Regions from separate parts of the Mus musculus genome. Here region 1 is linked to region 2. A link is a contact called in ENCODE Hi-C data. All regions are on one chromosome and are shown on one strand. The core of a region is the stretch at or near the end of the contact, and the rest is flanking DNA. Distances in the headings are between cores, read along the strand shown.

The links. A loop is a pair of places that touch in the nucleus more often than their neighbours do.
Region 1: a loop to region 2 is called in a map of left cerebral cortex, with 7 times the contacts of the local background. The contact joins the enhancer-like site here to the promoter of Kcnk10 in region 2. A Hi-C loop is called at or near these places in 6 of 37 maps with a recorded cell type or tissue (left cerebral cortex and v-Abl transformed pro-B cells).

What each region holds. Positions count from the first base shown.
Region 1 is chr12:98,534,227-98,540,455 of GRCm38, reverse strand. All of the region lies in intron 1 of Kcnk10 (potassium channel, subfamily K, member 10), which reads left to right. Among named protein-coding and RNA genes, the nearest start is that of Gm40893, 13 kb to the right of the region's middle. Within about 2 kb of position 4,654, at least 1 of the 3 ENCODE cell types and tissues checked has a DNase peak (open chromatin) inside an H3K27ac peak, as active enhancers do; it is left cerebral cortex, where a contact is called at or near this core.
Region 2 is chr12:98,571,841-98,578,260 of GRCm38, reverse strand. It overlaps Kcnk10 (potassium channel, subfamily K, member 10), which reads left to right and starts at 3,549. Exons shown (of 7, transcript NM_001316665.1): 1 at 3,549-4,104. The coding sequence starts at 4,053.

The DNA of each region.
Region 1 (6,229 bases), core at 3,405-5,904, 39 kb after region 2:
AAGTTTCCAAATAAATATGACAGCATGACTTGAGCAAGTCTTTCATGGGATTTCTTGCAACAGAACTCAAAGGTGCTAAGATATCTCTATAGAGCTTGCACTTGAGAACTGGGTAGATGCCAGCCTTCTACCTGGGTTCTAGCATTTGTCTTGGGCAAATTGCTTAGATCTTTTGTTTGAAGAAGTTGAGCTAGATGCTATCCAAAACCACCCTTTAAGTGGAAGGAGTATTATATTATTATTATCATCATCATTATTATTATTATTATTATTATTATTATTTATTTTTGGTATAATTGTTTCATTACAAACTTCTTTATTTTGGTATTGTTTGTTCATTGTAGTATGTACTAAAGGCTCACTCATGCCAACTACATTTACCATGTAAGTGAACTAAATGAGCAAGATATCTTCCCACTGGGGCTTGTAGTTTAGTGGAGGAAGGTTCTGGGGATAATGGCATATTTAACAGAGGAGCATCAAATCATAATCTTACAGTCATGAGCTTCACTGTGATAAAGAAAAACGAGGAGCCCAAGGTCCTTCCGATAAACAGAGCCCATCAGGGATGTATATATTTTTATTATAAGGATTTGGCCTGCATGACTGTGGAGGTGAGCAGGACTTGAGAGCTACTGAATGAGCCAGCAAGCTGAAGACCCAGCAGGAGAGCCAGTGGTTTAGTTCAAGTCTGAAGACCCTGAAGGCAGGGAGAAGCCTCTCTTACTTAAGAGAGCCCAGCCACCTGGTTCTGAGTCCTCCAACTGACAAGATGAGGGCCACCCTGTCAGGGAGGACGAACTAACCCTTTACTCAGACCACTGATTTAGATGTTAATTTCATCTAAAAACAAGCATTTTCACAGAAACACCCAGAATAATGTTTGCAGGGATATCTGAGCACCGTGTGACCCAGTCATGTTAACACAACATTAATGCAGTTATTTAAAGCGGTTGGAAAGGACCTCTCTGATGTAGCAACGTTTAAATGGAGACCCAAAAGGAAGGAAGGAGCTATTCATGAATGGCTGGGGGGATCCCTACCCAGACAGGAAAGAGTATAAATTGCACGAAGCCTGGGGCACAGAGGGAGAGATGGAGAGCTGGGGGAGAAGATGAGAAAAGGAGGCAGAGACCCTGTTTCCAAATCTTGGAGTCATGGGAAAGGCCATGCTTTTTGCTTTAGTGTTTTGGTTTTTTGAGACAGGGTTTTCCTGTGTAGCCCTGACAGTCTAGGAACTAGTTCTGTAGACCAGACTCACAGAGATCTGTCTGCCTCTGCCTCCTGAGTGCTGTGATTAAAGGTTTGTGCCATCATGACTCAGCAAGAGGCAGGCATTGTCCTAGATGGATACAACTGAGAGCAGAGTCATGAGAGGCCATGATAGTGGTCCTAGGAATTGGTAACATGGAGGTCTTAGATATTTTGATAAAGGCAGGCCTGGTAGAAGCTTGCTCATTCTTACATATTTTTATGATTGGCACTCAATGTCTTAGTATATTTTCTGCTGCTACAACAAAATACCACAAACTCAATTTTTATTAAAAAGAAGAAATTTATTTCTCACAGTCACGGAAGCCAGGAAGTCTAAAATCAAGATCAATGTGTGTATCTCTGTGTTTGTACGTGTTTCTTATGCGTTCTCTTTGACCTGTTTCTTTTTTCCTGTTTGTTTGTATTGTCCTATTCTGATTTGTTTGTCTTTATTTTATCTTATTATCACTATTATTATTTTAGAACTCTGTATTCTAATGGTAGAGAGATAGAAAGGGTGTGGATTTGGGTGGGTGAGGATCTGGGACGAGTTGGGGGAGTGATCCATAATTAGAATATATTATATGTAAAAGAAATCTATTTCTAATAAGAAACAAGAAGACGCTGGCATCTGGGGTCTTCCTGCTGTGTCATCCATGGTGAAATATGAGAGGGAGGGGAGAGGGAGAGAGAAGAGGGAGAGGAGAGAGGGAGAGGGGAGAGGGGAAGAAAAAAAGGGAAAGAGGGAGAGGGAAAGAGAGGAGAGGGGGAGGGGGAGGAGGAGGGAGACCCTAGCTATTTACTTTTATTGCTGGTTTTTAAAGAGGTAGTCATTGCATTTTAGGCAACTCATGCATATGCAAATAAGCCAAGACTAAGAGATTGAGCACTTGGGATAGTGTATTGGCTGCTAATAATCCTAATGTGTATTGTTTCCTCATTAGTCATTAGAAGGGTCACGTTTACTGTAGAAGAATCAATTTAGTCAATAGAGGTACTTTATACTTAAAATTGTAATGGTCTAATGACATTTGTTTAAATATGTCAATTCAACCAAACCTGCTTTTGCAGCAAACCCACTCTTAGAAATAAGCCTACTCCCTGCACAGTGAAGTTAGCCCACTTATGAGGGCAGAGCTTGCCTGGTTGGATTACTTTTGGGGGTTTGCTGTGGGGACTGAATCTAAAGCTTCATCCATGCTAAGCACATGGCCTGCCACTGAGTCACTTTCCCCGGCCCGTCACCCTTTACTGGTCCTACTTTTCAGCACTGACACACTGGCCACCAGGTTTCTAGCACACAGACTCTGGGAACACATCAAACCATAGTGCTGTGCATAGTACTTCTAGGATCAGTCTCGGCTTGTGCGTTGTGGATGGTTAATAGCTGTGCTTCTCTCTGGTCCTTAACTTAGCGTTGGCAGACAACATACCAGCTATCCAGTGAAATTTGAATTGCAAAAGAAAATCTGGAAAAGTCTGTTTCAGGTAGTATTTGGCCTACACTTGAAATTTTGTTGTGATTATTAATCTAAAACACAAATTTAACTGGTTGCCCTGCATTTTTGCTTGCTGTATATGGAAGCTCACCTTGAATGGTCATTTTTAAATGGCTAAAATGGTGGATTTTAGCCACCAGCTCTGGTGATAATAATGCATTTACTAAATTATTTTAGCACATCTCAGAATGCCAAGTATGTAGTAGGTTCTCATCAAATGCCAGGTTTATAGAAATTGCATTATGGGTTGAAGCTATAGAGTGTGGATAGCTCCCATGAAGCCTTTAGTTCGATCTGCACTACCACATAACCCAGCTGTGGGTAGCAGCGCAGGTCTGCAAAGGAGCTGGAGACAAGAGGGTGAATGCTCAAGGCCATCCTTGGGTATTAGTGGTTTGAGGCCAGTTTGGGTGCATGAGACCACATCCTTAAAAAAAAAAAAAAAGAAAGGGGAGTAGAAAAAAAGAGAAAGGAATGAAAAAGAAAAGAAAATTGAGTCACATACGTATGCCCTGTGAAGGTGAAAGGAACCACCCACCCTGTACTTGTAGTGTGATGTAGAAAACATGAGAACTGGGCCTCAAGTGGAAGTCCTCGGTGAGTTAGTGGTGGGGCATGTTGGAATTTGTCTGTGGGATGAAACCCTTGTGCCCATGGTGCAAATGTCTGTTGAGTGGATTGCCTCCCCAGTATGATGGTTTAAGGGTAACTGGCCTCTGAAGGGCCATTAAAGTTCTCTAAGTGGCAAAGAAGTCTTGGCTCTGCCCACAAATTCCACAAGCGCCAGGGTGAGTCATTTGCTCTTTTAATTGCTTATGGCAATCTCTCTGCTTCTCTTTCCTCTCTTCTCTACGAGACGGAGGCGCCATAACCACAGAACTACTTCAGATGACCCCTTCAGAGGCAATTTCAAGGAAATGAAGCACCAGTTGAATTAAGACTATCCGATGAATTAAACATGAAGCTAGGATTTTCTGCAAATATTCTATCCCTTGGCTCAAACCTGAGAATCCGAAGATTAGATTTTACTTTCTATGAAAATGGCTCTTTTCATCTCGCGGTTTCCCTGGCTGGGTTATTTAGAAGGATCACATACCAGCAGTTAACATTCACTGAAGCTGACAGGAATTCTTTTAGTCTATATCAAGGGCTTAATGCTACTATATGCTACTATTACGTATCTAATTTGACTTAGATTTTCCAATAATAAATCTCATAGTTCCTTGGAGGTAAATACGCTTCTTCTGGCTGCTCAGTTGCATCTATCTGACCAGTCATAGAGCTTTCACCTGATTAACTCTTGAGTCTAAGGATCTATGGCGAGAAAGGATTTGGCTCTTGAAAATGTCACTGGAGCAAACTTCTGTTTACCCTTGCTTTTGGGCATCCTACCCTTAAAGAGCATAAGGAGCTGCATGAATCTTGGCAGCTTTCTAGAGGAGTCACGTGACAGCATGTGTCACCTCTGAGCCCGAGAATGAGTGCTGTGTCGCGTGGGGGTGGAGGTGAAGGTACTGTCCTCTGCTCCCCACATATGATTACTTCTACCCCAACTGCTCAGCTCCTGTGCAGCAGGGACTCTGCTGCTTGTCCCTGTGCACTTGGTGCCTCGACTCCAAGGGACACTTGATCAACTTTTGATGATTTTCTTCTGTGGACTTTATCCAAGGCATTTATAGCATGTGCGTTGAGGTTGGGATTATGCAAGACCCAGACAGAGATGAAAGGGCCCACTGTCAAGGGGCCTCCTAAAGAGTTTACTCTCTGGCATAAAGAATCGCTAGCAAGAGAGGATATTTTTGGGGATGGGATGAGGAGTTCAGCAGCTGGTGTGGAAAATTCCCTAGGAGCTGTTTCAGCCTCAAGATTGCCCAGGCAGTGCTGACTCTTGCCTTCAAGCAGAGGCCGGCTTATCCTCCAGACATGGGTGCTACTGGGAATCCACAGATCTGTCTTACTACGGGGAATCTAGTCTACGTTTTCAATAAGTCTCTTGATTCCTTGAAGACGTCTCTAATCAGAGCTATTATTATCTTAACACTCTTCAGATGAATGGATTTGTACGCCTCCAACGTCACTGTCTCCTCAGCCTCGTGAGTAATACTGGAGGCAACAGCCCTTCTAGTCGTACTCTTCCTGCAACCCACACCCATCCCTCGCCTCTGATAGCTGCATGAGCATCACAGAGATGGTGCTGATGTAGGCATCACGGATGCGCATTTAGAGGAACTTTTTTTTTCTAAGGGAGATTAACCAGAAGGTGATGCTCAAATGCAAAGCCGACTTGTAGGATGTTTCGTACAAACTGTCTTCTCCCTACGACAGATCTTGTTTATTTTTGCAGCTTCGTAGGCACAGTGAAGGAAGAAGTGTCTAAATACTTCCCCCCACCCCCCATGGAAAAAGTGTTTCTGAAGGTGGTTTCAGTGGCTGCTGTGAGCCAGGAGCACTGAGCAGTCAGGCTGGGAAACGGGGTTAGCTAGGACTGCTTGCAAAGCAGAATGTTCCAGAAGGGAGGGAGGGTTCAGTCTCCATCTCAGAGACTTGGAATAAAGGCAATGGCATACCTTGTTCAACATAGTTTATTCATTAAAATATATAGCTGGAAGCCAAGTCCAGTTTAGGTGTACTATTTGACACTTTCTGCAGAGAATTCCTTTGTAAATATGTATCTTGTCGAGTGTCTATGTCTATATGGTGTCTACTGATAGTGAGGCTAGCTTTAGTGTCTTTATAATATTTATCGTGGCAGAAGGGAAACAGGACAGGACCAGATGAGGAAGGGGGCTGTGGATTGAGAATGACAGCAGTCCCCAAGGAGATTCCATTTTCCCAGAAATAGCATCTCAGCTGTAGAGAAAGCAGAGAGTAAGAGTAGTTCTGAGAGGTACACTTCTAGGTGTTCGGGATCTATTAACTACTTTTCTCATAGGCTGCAACAAATTACCCGACAGAAGCAGCTTAAATAAGGAAGGTTTTATCCTGGCCCACAGTTCACAGTGAGGTCCTGGCGCCAGGAGCTTGAGGCGGCAGCTAACATTGTATCCACCGTCAGGAAGCTGCAAGACAAGTATCCTCTGCTCAGTTTCTTTCCCATTTGTTCAGTTCAGGCCCCTGCTGCCCACACGCAGGGTGGGGTTTTCTTGCTTCGTTAAACTTTTATGAAAATACCCTCAATGACAAGATGGGTTTGTATGGTGATTCTAAGTCTAGTTATGATGACAGTGAAGGTTAATGGTCACATAGGAGAAAATGGAAAGAAAGTTGGCTGAAGAGAAGTGTTGAACATGAAATCTAAGCTGGATGCAGAAGTGACAAGGGGGTGCAGGGAGGATGTAGCAGAGGGGAGGGCAGAAGCAGAGTGTAATTTGAGAGCAGTAAGCTGGAGGGAGAGGAGGCCCAAGTTGGTGTCTCAGTTAGCTTGGGCTGGGCTACTGTAACAAAATACCATGGGCTTCGATACTTATTTCTCCTGG
Region 2 (6,420 bases), core at 2,300-4,799:
GCTGTCCGCCCCATGTAACTAGCTGCCCCCTCAGGTCTCAGTGTGTCAGCCCAGGCGGCGAAGCGAATGCTTAAGGGCTTGCCAATTCAGGCAAACTTCGTCATCAGAGATGACTGAGGTTTTGGGGTTTCCCCATCCCTCCCACGCCGGGCCATGCAGCTAGCGTTAAAGAGTGCGGCAACTCTACTCTTGAGCTGCAGGGACAGGGGCAGAAAACCCAGTGCACTCTGGCCGCCACTGCTGCCAGCCAGGGGCTCCTGGCTGGAGACTGCGAGCGAATGCAGGGAGATTTTCCCTCAGACGCTTTGTTTTGCTGCGGCAGAAACCCGAGGCGGGCTCTTTCCACCAGCTCTAACTGGCCCGCAGCGATAGCCATGGAAGTTGTTGTGGCGCAGAGCGAGACCCAACCACTCCGCGCAGCCTTTTTTGTGGATGTATTTTTCCTACATAGGTTACTTCTTTCTTCCTCCTTTGGGTAAGTGGAATGAGTCCCCAAATAACCAACCAACCAATCAATGTACATTGGCAGTGATGGAAACTGGCGGGGAGGGGGTGGGGTGGGGGCACGAAGAGTGCTAATTAGCTAATGGGTTAGGGTGCTGTTTTCTTTTTTCTCTTTTCTCTTTTCTCTTTTCTCTTTTCTCTCTCTCTCTCTCTCTCTCTCTCTCTCTCTCTCTCTCTCTCTCTTTCTTTCTTTCTTTCTTTGAGGGGTGGTGGTCTTGCATCTCAGTTTTGGAAGAATTGCATTTAATTTCACACGCATCAGGGAGGGTACTGGGATTTCTTTTATTTTTGTACTCCCTCCCCATAAACTTGTCTTTGAGAATGAGAGTGGGGATGAGGGGATGCCCCAGAGGTGAATGGCCCCTGAAAGGCAAGAGCGAAGGGATCCAGTGATTCAGGGCAGAGACCTTCCCCCATGCCAGTGGCCAGAGCAAGACTTTAACCCAACCAAAAGCTATGTATCAGTATGAATTCTGTTTCTTGGGCCAGTAGGGTCTGCCCTAAGTCTCCCAGCCTCCCCATAACTGTCCTTCTGCTACTGGGGTGGGGAGGTCATCTATCACCTAGAGGTCAAAATCACTTTTAAGGAAGACCTGCAACTTACTTTGGACATGGGGGAATGCTCCGTGTTTGTTGATTGGCTGAATGCTAATGCATCAGAAGACTGCAGTTTGTTCCAAGGAGTGGTTCTTTGGGCAGTGATAAAATCCCTTAATGTTGACCCCCTCGACTGCACAATAGCCCAGTTCCTTATGCAAATAGAAAGGGGCTGACGTTTGGATAACCCAATATTTGGATCATCATTATTCAAAAGAACACATCTGGTCAGATTCATGGTCCTGTACCCCAAGGTTTTGGTATAGAAATGATGGGTCTTGGGGTCAGATAAACTTGGGGTCTCCATCTCCCCTCCATGATCCTGGGGGTGGTTTTTATTCCCCTAAGCAGACTCTGTAAAAAGGAGGCCAGGGAGAGCATCCTCAGAGAGATGGAGGAAGCTGATGGAGAATGAGAGGCGAGAGAAGGTGAAGTTGCATTAAATAAGCTGTTTTGCCTCATCACCTAAAGGGGTTTTTGGAGAGATGTGCTTCTCTGTTGATTTTTTGCTGATTCCAATAGAGATGCAGGGAGGAAAGGGTAGAGAGAGGCATGAAAGTGCTTCTGAGAGTCTCCTTTCTGTGGGCTTGGGTAAAGAATTCCTATGCATACCAGTTTCTCTGGGGCTCACAACTGAGAAATGCACAAGTTAGTTCAATTTGCTTTATGTTAATGTCTTGTTCATCCTCGAAGTCCAAGGAGGGGAAAGTGTGGAAACAGCCCAGAGGAGGCTGCTCTCTCTCCAATGCACTCAGGGAAGCCATCCAAAGGGCCGAGGAGGCAGAACAGCATCTCTGGGTGGTGCCAGCTTTCCTTGAACTTGGTCTGCAGAGAACTCAAAGCTTGTGTCTGGGCAGCTTGTGAAGTCAGTGACAAAGCACTTCCCACAATAGCTCCGTAGAGAAGTGTGGTGGTAGTGGTGGTGGTGGTGGTGTGTGTATGTGTATTGATAAGTTGACCCAGGCCTCCCATGAACCTCCAAGGCATCTTGAATGCCAAGCTAGTGTAGGTTTTGAGGACCGCAGCTGGCAGACTTGGGAATAGGACAGTTGTCACTTCTTCTTCCCTAAGTTAAGGCAGTAACCATCAATCTGACCTCCTGGCACGTGTTCTCCGAAGGACACCCACGCCAGTCTTGCCCTTTGCCAGGTGGCCAGCACCTAGGTCTGTGATGGCACACAGAAGGAGTTCGGTATGTAGATGCTGAATGAATAAGAGATTTTACTTACTTATAGGCCAGGGGTCTGAGTTGAACTTCCTATCCAACACCACAGTGAGCTAATCAAACCTTCCTTTAGCAAACATTACACTTCCTTTAGCATATATATTATTAGTTTTGTTGTTGTTAATTATTTTGAGTGTCTGTTATGTGCAAGTCTCTGTTGCTAGGCACCCCAGTGAACTTATAAGCAGAATTCATATGGATACTTGGGTGGCTCTTTCAAGAGCACCGGAGCACTGTTGGCCGTTTCTGGCGTTTTTCTTACCATAAACCCACCTAGGGATTCCAGGATGGGGAGAATGGGGTGGGGCATCTCCCTAACTCTCTGAGAGCACAGCTGAGGGCTGAAGTCTTCCTGCACCCACCATTGGCTGATTTTCAAGGGCTCCCGGGCCACCTCCTTAGCTTCTCCAAGTAGAGTCGCCAAACCTTAGCAACTCCTCTTTCCTCCTGGGCCTCAAAGTCTCTCCCCAGCCCATCTCCCCAGCCTCCAAGCAGGAGCCCCAGTCCAGCTACAGGTAGCTGGGGAAGAGACCAAGCTGTGCCTGGGGAACTAGGCGCGCGATGAGATCGCAGCCAGCGCCAAGCGGTCCCAGAACAAAAGGCTCATGGCTGGTGTTAGCTTCCTTCACTCAGGAGCGCCGTGGGGACCTGGGTTCGGGACTCAGGCGAGAGGACCACGCTGGGGAGCAAGGAGTGGAGTACCAAAAATGAAGTGACAAGAGAGAAAGAGCAGGCACCCGGGGTGGGAGCGGTGAAAGGAGGTCACCCCCCCCAGGCCGAGGTCTGCGGTGGGGCCGCGGCAGGCAGGCCCTTTCCTCCGCCTCCTGCAGAGCCTTCCAGGCAGCCAAGCGTGTCTCCGGCTGCAACTCCACCGAGCACGCTGCGGCCGCGTCAGTAAGTAGCAGCCGCGCCCTCTGCTCGCTGTCTCCGCGCAGCCCGGGGAAGGACAGGTCCGCCACCGCCCAGCGACGAGCCCGGGTGTCCGGGGTCCACGCGCGCCCGGCGTTCTCCCGCAGTGGCGCGGCACCTGCAGCGCGCCACGGGGAGGGTCGCCTTAGCCGCGAGCTCCCCGGGGCGCCGCGCCATCCTTCTGTCCAATGGCTTTCAGCGGGTGGAGAGTGGGGGGCGTCGCCCGGGGGCGAGGAGCCGCGGCTGGGGAGGGGCGAGTGCTCTGTGCTCAGACGAGCGAGGCTGACGTGTCCGCCCGAGCGCGCGGCCCGGTGTGCGCGCGCCTGTGTGTGTGTGTGTGCGTGTATGTATGGATGTGTGTGTATGTGTGTGTGCGTGTGTGTGGATGCGAGAGAGGGGGTACGAACACGCCTTTGGGGACCCGAGGGACGCTGCGGTGGGCTTCACTCCGGCCTCCGCCCGGCGGCTGCTCAGCCTCGCATCTGCCTACCGCGCTTTTGCAGAAGCAGCCCGGCTCTTTGATCCTCTCGGAACCACCCTCAGCATCCGATCTTACTTTTTCTTTCACCCACAAGGGCAGCAGCTGGCCACCCCCTTAACCGGTGCAAACACCCAACCAAGCCAGTGCTCGGTGCTTTCCTCTGCTAGTATTTTCCCCGCTTGTCTTTCTCTGGGGCTCCCCACGAGCCACTTCAGTGCTCCTCCATCCTCACAAATTGTTCCGTTGGTCTGTTTAACCGACGAGTTGTAAATCTTGAAGACTTTATTATTATTATTTTGATTCTTTTCATTTCATCCCCCTGTGGGCAACGGAGCAATGAAATTTCCAATCGAGACGCCAAGAAAGCAGGTGAACTGGGATCCTAAAGGTTGGTATTGCCTACTTCGGGCTACCCTGGCTCTCTTCCACCTGCTGGTGCCTCACTGGCAGGCGTGGATGGGCTTGCTCCCGGCAGGCAGCATGCGTCCTGAGGCTGGGAAATGCGCCTGACAACTGCAGCGTGGGTGGGAGGAGGGCGGAGGCAGCGTGGGTTCGGAACCCAGATCGCGCCTGTCAAGATCACATAGTCGTTGTCCCTCTAGGATGGTTTCACCGTCTATTTAAAGACACACCAAGCTGCTGTTTGTTTTGAAATTATACCAAGTGTTGGTATTTGCTTTTGACTTTGTGAATGTGCATGTACGTGTGCCTGTGTGTGTGTGTCCTTTGTTTCTAGTGATCTTTGTCTCTCTCTGGCAGATGGGTGGGGTGACTCTCACTGGACCTGGAGCTGAGCCTCATGGCCCGCGTGTCCTCAGAGGGACAGGTTTCTTGGCAGCATGTGAGGCTACGATCTGCCCCAGCTGTCCCTGGGGTAGCACTTCTCTCATAGGGCATGAAGCATAATGGAGCCCAAGGGGCTTCCAGAGTCTTTGCTCTGTCTTATTACTAATCCTGCCGACTAGGCTCCTTTGGCTCAGGTTGTAGAAAGGCTGTGGGGAGTGGTTTTTCTCCACAAGGGTGGGTCTGGGAAGGGCTCACGGAGTAACCTACAGCGTGCCCACGCACACAATGGTTTGGTATGCTTTTAGGAGTGTGGGTTCACTTTCCCTTCCTGTAAAGAGTATTAAGGCAGGTTGTGTGGGTGCACCATACTCCTGGTCTTGGCCACTGCCCCACATGTTAATGTATAGATATTGTGGCTCTTTGTAAATAGTATTGGAGCGGGACAAGTTGAAACAGTGTGTCCAGTCACCTCTTAGCTCATATACAGGCTGAATTGGGTAGGATAGGCAGCGCTTGAGTGAGTCTTGGAGTTAAAATGTGTGTGTGTGTGTGTGTGTGTGTGTGAGAGAGAGAGATTATATTTCTTCTTTTAAAGAATATTGTTTTATTTAGTCTTTGACAGTTTTATACAATATATCTTGATCACATCTAATTCCCACTCAGCTCAGTTCCTCCCTTTCAATTTCTTTTATGACTTCATTTCTTCCCTTCCTCAGACTAGATCCAGGAAAGCAAGTTATGTTTGAAGAAAATGTCTTATGACTTGCCTGACTGAAGAGTGAATGAAGAGGTATTGCCCTTCAGTTTGTAAATACCTTCAGTACAGCCTCAGCCTTCTGTTTGGTCTCCAAATCTCTGGAAATTACAAAGCCTGGTAGTTTGGCTTTTATTTTAAATCATCGCAGGATTTATTCGTCAAATACATACTTGACACCGGGCACAGTCTGAGACTTGGAAATATAGTCAGAAGAGGGCAGGCAAAATACCTGTCTTCTTGGAGTTTACAGTGTGGGTGTCAGGTCAAAATTAGTCACTGTAGGGTGGCATTAGGAATTCAAAGTGTAGCATGCTCTGTGGGCACCAAGAGGCTTTAAGAAAGTCTGCTAGAAAACCTTGAAGCTGGGTGTGGTGAGTCCTGCCTGTATTGCCAGCAATTGGGAGCCTGAGGCAGGATTTCCATTGGTTTGAGCTTAATTAACATGAGGCTACCTCGTGAGTTCCCAGTCAACTTAGGCTTCTCCTCTGTCTGAAACAAAACAAGCAGATTGGCAAAGGCCAGAGGAAAGGATGACAGGTTTCCTGAGGAAATGACACCCTTATGGTACTGGCACCTAGAGTGGGAGTTGCCAGGCCAGTGAGAAGAGGCTCTATTTCCTTAGAGGGAACCTCAGAGCAGAGGTTCACAGAGCAGAAGGAACACGTGTATTTGAGGAGCTGAAAACAGTGCTCTAAGCCTAGAGGAGAGAGAAAGTCAGGAATTCGTGCTGCGAGGCATGGCTGGGGATCTCCAAAGCCCCGGTGTTGGTTGTGATAGAGTCAGGTTTGGGATTGAGGAAGAGGGGTCTTTATTTTAAGCCTTGAAGAGGTTCAAGCCGGAGTCACGTGATCTGAGCTAAGTTTCAGAACCATTGGCACAAGATGATTGCAATTCTAGGGACCACATGCCAGGGTGCACTAGCCAAGGCAGTGGCATCGAGGATGGAGAGATGATGCAGGGAGAAGCTTTGGTGACCTGAAATCAACAGGATTTGTGAAGGAAGCACCCAGGTGGAACTTTGGAGGACCAGGATGCAGCTGGGGCAGGACTGGTGTGGAGAAGTGGGGGGCATTCTAGGGTGAGATGGCCCCAGGGGGCAGCAGTTAACAGGGCGGGGGGGGTAGATAGCTTTTGCTAGGAACATCAAGGGACTGTGTTTCT